Linked DNA regions of Mus musculus: region 2 is linked to region 1. Evidence: chromatin loops called from intact Hi-C (ENCODE). Cell type or tissue: gastrocnemius. All regions are shown on one strand.

Region 1 (2,500 bases):
TGCACAGAGCGCGGTCTTTGGGACTTAACACTTGAACTGCCGTGGGAGTGGCTGCGGCGCGGCCGGGGCGTGGCTAGCTCAGTCTCTGGACCCTGGGCCAAGATCCACGGATGGGTTTTTAAACATAGATTCCTCAGAACACAGTTGCTTACAACATGATTCTTGAAAACCTTGTAGGTCAATAGGAAAAAGACTTTGAAATTCGGACCGGTCAGTGGGTTGTGCCAAAGTTCAATTTCCTGGGTTTGAGACTGTTATGTAATTTGACACCTCTGGGAAAAGCTGGAGAAAGGGACCCTTGAGGCCACAGATTTATTTCTGCAAAACCTTGCTTGTATTTTTATTACACTTTTTCGTTTGTTTGTTTTGGAAACAAGGTCTTTGGATGCAGCCCAGGACCGCACCAAATCATGAAGATCTGCCTTAATCTACTGCGTCAGTGCTCGGACTAAAAGACTGTGCCAACACACCACGCTCTCATGAAACTTTTTTTGTCCGGAGACAGGATCTCGATAGAACAGGCTGGCCCTCAACTGGGTTGGCTGTAGAGGTTGTCCTTGAATTCCTGATCCTCCTGCGGGCAAAAATGCAACAATTATGATAAAACCAAAACAAAAGGCAGACAGTAGTGGTGCACGCCTTTAATCCCAGCATTTAGAAGGCAAAGACAGGAGATCTTTGTTCAAGGCTAACCTGGTCTACAGAGTGAGTTCCATGACAGACAAGGCTAAATCAAGAAACCCTATCTTAAAAACAAACAAAAAGGCGGGGCGTTGGTGGTGCATGCCTTTAATCCCAGCAGAGACAGAGGCAGGCCAATTTCTGAGTTCGAGGCCAGGCTGGTCTACAGAGTGAGTTCCAGGACAGCCAGGGCTACACAGAGAAACCCTGTCTCAAAAAAAAAAAAAAAAAAAAAAAAAAAAAAAAAAAAAACGAAACAAAACAAAAAAACAACAAAAAAGATAGATAGATCAGCACGTGGAGCTAGGCGGGTGGCAGCCAGCTGTCATTCCAGGACTTGGCAGATGGAGGCAGGGTCTGATCTCTGCAGGGAGATCAGGAATTCAAGGCCATCCTTCCTTAACTTACACAGTGAATTCTAATGACATCCTGGGCTACAGGAGACCTTGTTTCAAAAACAAAACATTGCCAAACCTGTCCTTTCTTGGATTTTGTCACTTGTCTCCTAAATTTTTGCACATTTAGACAAGGTTTCATTCAGTAGCCCATAACTCGTAGCCTTGGCTCCAGCCACTATCTGAACAAAGCAAAGAGAAAGTGTGTTTTTCAAGAGAGCCCTCGATGCTGACAGTGCCGCGTGTGTCCAGCAGGAGGCATCGCAGGACCGTGAGCATGGCTGTCCCCGCCTGACCCTGGGTGCGCAGCCTTCTGCACACAATAGATGCTCATTGTTTCTGCGTTCAACTCGTGCAGACGACCCCACCCCACCCCCCGCCCCAGAAACCTTGTTACGAGCTTCCTCCGTTAAAGCGAGGGACACATTTTACCCTTCCAGGCTGGGAGGGACAGGAGGGGAGGTGTCCCAGCCTAAAATAAGTATAAATTAAGCAATGCGGTTTGCGAATCTTGGCTCTAAAGTTAACCGGCATCTGCCTCTACCGCTGAGAGGACGCCGAGGCCAGTGACAAGAATCGTGTCTATTTATTGGCAGGGGCGCAGAGCCACCCAAGGAGTGGCAGTCTCAAGAACTAAGGACCACCTACACCTGGGTACGTGACTGCATTCCAGTCAGGGTTTCCCCGGCCAGCGCATGCGCCCTATGGTCGGGAATTTTGCATCCCGATGGTTGGAAGGATCCATTTTCTTGAAGAGCAGATTGTTCCCTGAAGTGAGTGTCAGAGACTCTTAACAGCTCATTCTAGGGAGAATGGGGTCTTTGCAACCAGACAGGGCAAATGTTATCAGAGATTCAGTCTGCTGGGGCTGGGGCCAGGATATAGAGCATTTTCCTAGCAGAGGAGAAGCCCTGATTTCCACCCCACAGCCACATAAACTAGCGTTGGCAGTGCATGCCTCTTATCCCACCAGCGGGAGACTGGAGGAACAGAAGCACAAGATTATCCTCAGCTACATGAGTTCAAGGCCAGCCTGGGCTACACAGAGAATTTGTTTCAAAGACTAAAGAGGAGGTTGAAAAGCCAGGCAGTGGCAGGCACATGCCTTCAGTCTCAGAAAAATAAATGAATAAATAAAGGGGACTGGGGATGGAGGTGGCTAGACTAGCCTGTTATTCCAAAGTGTTCAGAGATAAACAACTGTGGGAAATTCATAGTCAACCCTGACTTCCCAGAAGGTCTCTCAAACTGAAAACTGAGTTCCCTGGGGGAAAGTGTGTGCTTTGCAAGCCTGACACCCTCAGAGTGACCAAAGCCATGGTGGAAAGACAGCACCACTCCAGGAACTTCTCTAACCCACATGTGTGTGTGTGGGGGGGGGGGGCACAGACATCATGCACACATTAATAATAAAGAAAACATTC
Region 2 (2,500 bases), 280 kb after region 1:
ATGACCCTGGTCCAGCCCTTGCCAGGGCGTCAAAAGTCAGTGGGCTCACGCGGGAAGTTGCACAGCCTTCTGGGAATTGTGGTTCGGGTTTCCTTCCTTTCTAGAAGCCAAAGGACAGTGCTTAGGGACGGCGCGCACAGCCTTGTGGGAGCAGGAGTTTGCAGTTTCCCATAGAGCCTCCGAGGTCAGAGTGCACGGCGCGCACGGGTTTGTGGGAGGTGTAGTTTAACTTGTTTCCATGGTGACTCAGGCCGCAGCTTTGTCAGACTGCTGACGACGCGCGCTGCCTTGTGGGAATCGACTCAGCCTCTGTTTCCCGTGGTGCCCCGGCTTGGCTTCCGGGGCGTATGGTCGGTGTGCGCGACCGTGGCCCGGTTGACTGAGCAGCCATGGACAGCGGCTTCGGCTCGGATTTTGGCGGCACGGGTGGCGGGAAGCTGGACCCGGGGGCCATTATGGAGCAGGTGAAAGTGCAGATCGCCGTGGCCAACGCGCAGGAGCTGCTCCAGGTGCGGGGCGCGCCGGGGTTGGTGGCGGGGTTCCCCGGGTGAGTCCCCGCTGAGACCTCGCGTGTGTCCACAGAGAATGACGGACAAGTGTTTCCGGAAGTGCATCGGGAAGCCCGGGGGCTCCTTGGATAACTCGGAGCAGGTGAGACATCTCGGGAACCCGGGGTGGTGAGGGGCGCGGGGTCAGGAGCGTCTAGGAGGTTGAGAGATGTGCGCGTGCGCGGCCTCTAGCCTTAGCTACTGAGGAAGTTGTGCGCGTGCGCGGGGTGAGGACCCGGCTTCTGTGCCTAGATCGGTGCAGCCTTCATGGGTGATCCTCGGGTCGTGTGACCGTCAGTCAGGGATCCCCCTCCACGCTTTGCAGAAATGCATCGCCATGTGCATGGACCGCTACATGGACGCCTGGAATACCGTGTCCCGCGCCTACAACTCTCGACTGCAGCGGGAACGAGCCAACATGTGACCGGGACCTGTGCCTCGGGACACCGTGCTTATGGTCTGAACTGTTTTCCCTGCCAGTTAGGGTGTCTCCTCCTAGCCGCCCTGAAGTCTGGCAGCATGGAGGGCTTGGGGATCGAGGCCTCTCCCCTGGGTTGCTGCGTCCAGCTCAATCTCAGAAGAGAGTGAGGACCCGACAGAGCACAGGGATCTGGCTGGCCCCACTGACCTGTGACCTCAGGAGAGCAGGCCAATAAATCGCTGCTGGGGCAGTAAAGCAGGCGTGTCACCTCACTGCTTCAGGTCCCTTCCCCTGAGTAGGCCCAGACCTCCCAGGGTATCTTTCCCCTTGGGGTCAGTGGGCTGCTGGCTCTCAGGGAATTCGGAGCATGATCTCAGGTGTTTGGTCATCCCGGGGAGACCAGCCGAGGTTAAGAAGCAAGGCTTCATGTAGCCTTCACCTATCATGCATGAGGCCCAGGGTGCTGACCTTAACTCTGAATAAACCAAGTGTGGTGCACACCTGTCTGCCCAGCACTTGAGGGTGGGTTAAGTGTGGAGGCAAGAGGATTGGTACATGAGATTTGGTCAATTTGGTCAGTCCCACCAAAACATAAGCACCAAAGGAGCCAAGTTGGAGACATGCCCTGCTCCTGGAGACTCGTGGCTTTGACAGAGGTTCTGAGCCAGTAGGAGAAAGGACTCTGTTTATTGGAACAATATACACAGTCACAGCTAGTTCCCATCGGACTCCCATGTTTGCCTGCTACCAACTCCTCAGCGTGGGGTGGGTGGCCCGTAGCTGTGTTTCTCAGTCCACGCCTGGGTTGCTAGCCACAGGGCAATCATTCCTGGATGTTCTGGCCTATCCATCCCAGCACAGCAGCCACTCGAGTGTAGACACCTGGGAAGTGGGGCCTGCCACAGCCGTAGCCCCAGCTGGTGACCCCAGTTAGCACCCATTGGCCAGATGGCTCCCTGCAGGCCAGGGGTCCCCCTGCATCACCCTAAAGGAGAGAGTGTCCTCAGACGAGCATCCCTCGGGAGCAGGCATGACTCCTGCAACTGCACTCACAAGGCCCCTGAGTGAGAGAGAGGCTGCCAAGAGCCTCACTTTTGCCCTGTGGGGAATGGGTTCAGTGCTAATGTGCTTCATTATTTGCACTGGCTATGCCTCTGCAGGGTCCTTGTCCCAAGGAACAACGTGTGTGTGTGTGTGCTGCGCATGTGCAGGCCAGAGCAGGGTGCTAAATGGTTATCTGTCGTTTTCCATTCCATTCCACTGACACGGGGCCTCTCTGTGAACCTGGAAGTAGGTGGTGGCCAGTTCCCCGCTAGTCCCCCTGTTGCTACCCGCACAGAATGGAGTTACAAGCGCACATAGTCTGTAAGCACCAGTTTTTATATGACTCCTGGGCATCTGTGCTCAGTCTTCCCGTTTGCACAGCAAGCATCGCATAAAACACATCAGTACAGATCTCCCTGTACCGAAACACATCAGTATATGTGTTGTTGGGGCGAGCTGGTCTCAAACTCCATAATTGCCCTGCCTG

The links. A loop is a pair of places that touch in the nucleus more often than their neighbours do. Peaks named below come from ENCODE experiments on the same cell type or tissue, not always from the same donor. Only the 100,000 strongest peaks of a DNase experiment are listed, where the experiment ranks them.
Region 2: it touches region 1 in a loop (2.9-fold over the local background); 1 of 42 quality-filtered maps calls a loop at or near these places.

Annotation. Positions count from the first base shown.
Region 1 is chr10:81,174,027-81,176,526 of GRCm38, reverse strand. No RefSeq gene overlaps it. Among named protein-coding and RNA genes, the nearest start is that of Eef2, 1.4 kb to the left of the region's middle. In gastrocnemius, a CTCF peak has its summit at 1,313 (motif pointing right); DNase peaks (open chromatin) are centred at 1,026, 1,348 and 1,716; H3K4me3 peaks cover 2,139 bases; H3K27ac peaks cover 2,500 bases.
Region 2 is chr10:80,898,633-80,901,132 of GRCm38, reverse strand. Tmprss9 (transmembrane protease, serine 9) reads right to left here. Exons shown (of 18, transcript NM_001081688.2): 18 at 1,639-1,954. The coding sequence ends at 1,793. Timm13 (translocase of inner mitochondrial membrane 13) reads left to right here and starts at 164. Exons shown (of 3, transcript NM_013895.4): 1 at 164-509; 2 at 583-651; 3 at 874-1,683. The coding sequence starts at 390. The coding sequence ends at 972. In gastrocnemius, no CTCF peak of the experiment used is centred here; DNase peaks (open chromatin) are centred at 198, 693 and 1,152; H3K4me3 peaks cover 1,890 bases; H3K27ac peaks cover 1,285 bases.